2 separate regions of the Homo sapiens genome follow, and region 1 is linked to region 2. A link is an interaction called in ENCODE POLR2A ChIA-PET data of the cell type or tissue named here. Cell type or tissue: PC-9. All regions are shown on one strand. Each heading gives the region's core, and the rest is flanking DNA. Links, peaks and the distances in the headings are about the cores only. Region 1 overlaps LPIN1 (lipin 1). Region 2 has its middle 32 kb from the start of TRIB2.

Region 1 (2,911 bases), core at 150-2,649, 860 kb before region 2:
TGACCAACATGGAGAAACCCCGTCTCTCCTAAAAATAGAAAAATTAGCCAGGTGTGGTGGTGCATGCCTGTAATCCCAGCTACTCAGGAGGCTGAGACAGGAGAATCACTTGAACTCGGGAGGCAGAGGTTGCTGTGAGCCCAGATCGTGCCATTGCACTCCAGCCTGGGCGACAGAGCTAGACTCTGTCTCAAAAAACAAAAGAGCCTCTGGCCTTAGTGGCCCCAGATAGCCCGAGGGGTTCCTCTTTATCTGGAGGAGTTAGACTGGGGGAGTTTGGTTCTAGGAGATTCCTAAGGATTGGTTTTCTCCATGTAGCTTCTGTGGTTTTAGATAGAGAGATAAGTTCTCTCTAGGGCAGATTTTTACTTTCAAGATGGTCCTTAAACTAGTTGGATTCTAACTGAGTGTCAATAGGGCAGTTCTAGGCTAACAGGAGTCCTGGGGCTGCCCCACAAGACTCCTCTCACCCTGCAGTCATGCCAGTACCCAAGCAGTCCTCAAGGTTTGTGCAGAGAGAGGGGAGGCTGGAGCCAAGGCCCTGTTCCCTCCTGCAGAAGGCGAGGCAGTGCCAGGCTGCTTCCTGATTGGCAGAAAAACAGCAGGAACTTGATTCCTTTCTTAACCCTTCCTTGCGGTTTCTGCCACCTCCACTGTTCTAAGTGGCTGACTGTGACAATGTCTCGTTCCCACTCCCCTCTCATTCCCCAGGCTGGAGAGGACCTACTGGGTTTCTATTTAGGATCTGTGTTATAGTCTGTTTTCATGCTGTTAATAAAGACATGGACCCAAGGCTGGGTAATTTATACAGGAGAAAGGATTTAGGCTGGGCACGATGGCTCATGCCTATAATCCCAGCACTTTGGGAGGCCGAGGTGGGTGGATCACCTGAGGTCAGGAGTTCAAGACCAGCCTGACCAACATGGTGAAACCCTGTCTCTACTAGAAATGCCAAAAAAAAAAAAAAAAAAAAAAAATTAGCCAGGCATGGCAGCTTGCACCTGTAATCCAACTACTTGGAAGGCTAAGGCAGAAGAATCACTTGAACCCAGGAGACGGAGGTTGCAGTGAGCCAAGATCATGCCACTGCCCTCCAGCCTGGGTGACAGAGTGAGACTCCATCTAAAAAAAAAAAAATTAAAAAAAAAAGGGGAGACCTCACAATCATGGTCAAAGGAGGCAAGGAGGATCAAGTCATGTCTTACATGGATGGCAGCAGGCAGAAAGAGAGCTCGTGCAGGGAAACTCCCCCTTATAAAACCATCAGATCTCATGCGACTTTATCACAGGGACAGCATGGGAAAGACCTGCCTCCATGATTCAGTTAACTTCCACTGAGTCCCTCCCACAACACGTGGGAATTCAAGATGAGATTTGGGTGGGGACACAGCCAAACCATATCAGGATCAAAAAGAACTTTGAACCAATGAGACGCTGTCCAGGAATGGGAAAGTGGCAGGTCTTGCCATGCACGCATGGAAAGAGGGACTCCAGCATCTGAGAGGGTTTGGCTAGGTGGCCTCTGCGGTCATTGCATTGACTGAGGCTCTAGGGTTAAAATGCACACCTCGCCCATGGCTTGGCCTAGGGTGGAGCTCTGCAGACTTTACTCATTGCCAGGGGATGTTGACATTTTACACCTGGACTGGAGGCGGGGTTGTTCCTGTGAGAGAGTAAATCTCCTCCCCCAGGAAGCTCACATTTCTCTGGCGCTGAACTTGGTATAGCTATTTCTGAGCCAAGTAGATGCTTGTCATTCAGAACTGGGACAGTCATCTGAAATGTCTTCAGAGGCTGGGGCCACACAGCGGGAGCAGCTCAGTTCTTTTTCCCTTTCGTTTGCGAGTGTCTGTGCGTAAGCTCTGCCTGCTTGGGAGGAGCACTGTGTGTGGAGGTCGGTCTGGGGGAGGCGCGCAGATGGAACTCGGCCTGGCCGCTCAGGGAGTGTGAGAGTGGGTTTGGTTCCAGTGCACCGCGGCCTTGTAGTCAAGCCTGCAGGGAGGGGCCCTGCTGCCGCAGCCACAAACCTCAGACAAATAAGCCTTAAAGCCGGGAGGTATTTTAAAAATCTGTCTGTTTGTTTGAATCCCAAGGAAAGACATAACTCTTGGTTTTGTATTAGGAGACGTCACTTTCCCATTTTGTGCAAGCACACTGTTTCTCATAAGTCCTTTGGAGGTCCTTTATTAAATATACACACTCGGCTTCATTTAGTACATTATTTTATACCTCAGAACATGCACACTTCTGGAGTCTGGATTTTGGAAGTTCCTTTAGGTTCTTAGCAATTTGGAACTAGACAGTGATCAGTGACTGTCAAGGAGGAATCTGGGGATGGCTGGCAGTGGGCTGGGTGTGCCAGAATCTCAGTTTGGAGGTGCCTGGAGGTCTGAACATGCATATTCAATATAGCAATAGCAACTTTCTTTTCATAGTATAAGCCACAGAAACTAACATGCAACATATTTTTGGGCATGCAAATAAAAGAGAGCAAGAGAACGTTGTAGGAAGCATTGGGAAGCCCTGCTCTAATTCAGCTCCACAGACTATAAAGACGAAGGGCTCCAAGAGGGCAAGACAATTGTCCAAGGTTACAGCAAGCAGGAGAGCCCGGGTCTCTTGACCGTCATGCCAACCAGGGCTTTTTTCTCTAAGACGTGTTGATAATTTGTCATTTAGATACATTTGAGCACCCAGTATACATTATTTTAATGTTGCATATGTTATTTTATTTAAATTATCCTTAAAACTGTGGCATAGTTTTTATTTTCCTCCCTTTACAGTGGAGGAAATTGGCTTAGAGAGGTTACGCCATTTGCCCACGATCACGCAGCTAGTAAATGGCAGAGCTGAACATCAAATTAATGTCTCTTTAACCCCAGGACCCAGCTCCTTTTCACTATGCAATGAA
Region 2 (2,911 bases), core at 109-2,608:
TCCACAAGTTCATCAATATTTAATTTTCTTCTAAAAACCACATTAGGATTAACATTACAAAGAAAACAGGTTTTTGTTGCAAGGAAAAATGTATCTCTGTGATATGATTGTTTCATGTGATACGTCTGTTAGCATAACGCAGTGGAAGGGAGGTTATTTATATGAACAAAATCTCTTTTTCTGAATTTCTGCCCCTTGTTACTTTTACAAACGAAGCATCACTTGATCAGCAGGAAGACACAGTACACAAAGCTTTGCCACAGCAGGATATGTTCCCTAATGTTTGGCTAATCTTTGGGTGTTCTCAAAGAAAGTAATGGAAGAATTTTAATAGCAGGGGTTATATGAACTTCTTCTTGAATTACCTGGGTCAGCTAAACACTTTGCAAGATGTTATGGCACAAGACCCATATAAGTATGTCCAGAATCTCTACACTGCCATATTCAGAACCAATTTGTAGCTCTTTTCTAAGTGCTAAGCTTTAATAGATAACGCTGTTAATAATTAATCCTTTTCTTAAAGTGCTTTGATTTTTCTGATTCATATTCCGCTAAGTATTTTTTTGGCAACTGAAAGCTTACTGAGCCAAGGCACAATTACAATGGTGAAGGAACCATATATTCCAGTCCCCATGAGATGCTAATGAAGGAGGCTAGGCAGGTGTGCCGACTTCAGCCTGCAAAAGAAGCTTGGCATTATTCATCTCATCACAAGAGGCACATTTAGCCCAAATTAAAATACCCATGCACACTGGTCACCACACATGCTATTCCACATGAGTGCCTTTGTTAGTACCATTGCCTTTCTCACCTCTACCCTGCTACTGCCTGCTCATCTCTGAAGATTCAGCCATCACCTCCTTCAAGAAGTCCTCCTTGATTCCTCCCCCAGCCCAGGCTTGCTTGGTAGCCTCCCCTCAGCTTTGCCTTACTTGCCTCTGCTTTTTTCTGCACATTGTACCATGGTGATCCCTTTGTGGGTCTGCAGCCCCTATGGACTCCGAGCTTCTGCAAAGCATGGTCTATGTGAATGTGGAGCTTAAAACAGCTTCTCAGTACATGTTTTCTGAACAAAGCTGAGCTGAGCAGAGCAGACTGGCTGATAATTTATGAAGTCTAGATTATGCCTCCAGCAAAACTGCAAAAGGCAACATTTCCTCTAGCCCAGTGCTCCATGACCATTTCAGGACACAGCTGAACACTCATCTTATTTCTGTACAGTCGCCTGTGTGCCGACACGGCTTGCATTTTTCCTTTTCTTTTGGCTTTCTTCCTGTAAGAATTACACAATCTCCTGTCCTCCTCTTACCTCCTCCTCCTCCTCCTGCACTATACCTCCAGCTATGAAAAGCTATGAATAAAGAAAGACAGCTGGCACTTCAGGATCCTGTTACTGATTCAATACGTGCATACCTTTCCATGAGTCCTGCCGAGTTGCATCTTCTTGACAATGGCAATGCCAAATCAGCCTTGATTCTTTCCCATACAGAAAAATACAGACCTCAGAAGCCTGAAAGGGCTTGTGGGGCTCAATCAGACTTGCTCCATCCTATGGGAACATAATGGATCACACATAGGCAAACCTGCCTTCGAAAAGCCTCTACCATCGGCTTTCTGTTTGTGATCCCAGGCCAGATACTGCATTTCTTTGCAGCTTTGTTTCTTCATTTCTAAAATAAGATTAATACTCTACATTACACAGTGTTTGGGGGAGGATTAATAAGATAATATTATGCAGACTCTATCACCTAATGGCAAAAAATGGGTAGAAATAATATTGGTTTTTATTTTGGTCCCACCCCCCCAAAATTCATATGTTGAAGTTCTCACCCCCAGTTCCTTGTAATGTGACCTTATTTGGAGCTAGAATCTTTACAGAGGTAATCAAATCAAAATGAGGTCATTAGGGTGGGCCCTGATCCAACATAACTGATGTCCTTACATAAAGGGGAAATTTGACCACAGAGCCAGGCGCACAGTGAGAACGCTGTGTGAAGATGAATGGAGAGATCAGATTGGAGTGAGGAGTCTACAAGCCAAGGAACGCCAGATGTGGCCCACAATCCCCCAGGAGCTGGGGGAGAGGCTAGGAACAGGGTCTCCCTTATACCTCCAGAAGGGATCAGCCCTATAAACCCTTGATCTTGAACTTCTGGCCTCTAGAACTGCAAGATGATAGTGTCTGTTGCTTAAGCCCTCCAGTTTGTGGTAGTTTATGTTTGAAGATGCTCAAAAATGGAGATGTTAAACAAAAACCTAAGTCACCAGGACAGGTCCAGGAGTTAGACCCAGGCCAGCAGCGCCTTTCCACTAGAGCCCTTTGTTCAGCCAGTGGCTAAAGTGTCAGTCACCACAGTCTCTACCCAGGCCCCTCACATGCCACCTCCTGCAGCAGAGCCCCTTCATCTCCACATCATCTCCCTGTCCCAAAGGGCCTTGAGCACACCCTCCTCTCCAACCTGGCCCTTCAGGGAGGAAGGACAGATGGCTTCCAGTGGGATTCTACTTTAATTGGTCTAGAGTGGGGCTCAGTCATCACTGCTTTAAGAGCTCTCTGGATGACCCTCACGTGCAGCCGGTAAGGATGTCTGCCTTAGACCACACGGCCCTACAGTGAGGCCAGTGCTGTCTTCCTTGTGGGTGTCTGCCATGCACCATCCAGTGGGTGCTCCCGTGGGTGGGGAACCAGTGAATGGAGTCCCTGGTAACAGATGAAAACCAATGAACCTCCTTGAGCATATGGTGCCTGCCTAGCAGTCAGGGGCTCAGGCCCTTACAAAAGCCGCTTAGCTGCCTGCCTCCATCCCCCCACCGCCCTCCATGCTCTGTGCTGCCTCACGGCCTCATTCCTGCCTGGAATCCCAAATCACCTGGCCTTCACATCAAGGAGGGCTGAGTCACTACATGGAGG

The links. Peaks named below come from ENCODE experiments on the same cell type or tissue, not always from the same donor. Only the 100,000 strongest peaks of a DNase experiment are listed, where the experiment ranks them.
Region 1: POLR2A ChIA-PET joins it to region 2 with 5 read pairs; 1 of 35 experiments calls an interaction of 5 or more read pairs at or near these places.

What each region holds. Positions count from the first base shown.
Region 1 is chr2:11,821,325-11,824,235 of GRCh38, forward strand. All of the region lies in intron 20 of LPIN1 (lipin 1), which reads left to right. Among named protein-coding and RNA genes, the nearest start is that of MIR4262, 14 kb to the right of the region's middle. In PC-9, for the core only: no CTCF peak of the experiment used is centred there; a DNase peak (open chromatin) is centred at 1,677.
Region 2 is chr2:12,683,381-12,686,291 of GRCh38, forward strand. No RefSeq gene overlaps it. Among named protein-coding and RNA genes, the nearest start is that of TRIB2, 32 kb to the right of the region's middle. In PC-9, for the core only: no CTCF peak of the experiment used is centred there; a DNase peak (open chromatin) is centred at 1,341; H3K4me3 peaks cover 576 bases; H3K27ac peaks cover 318 bases.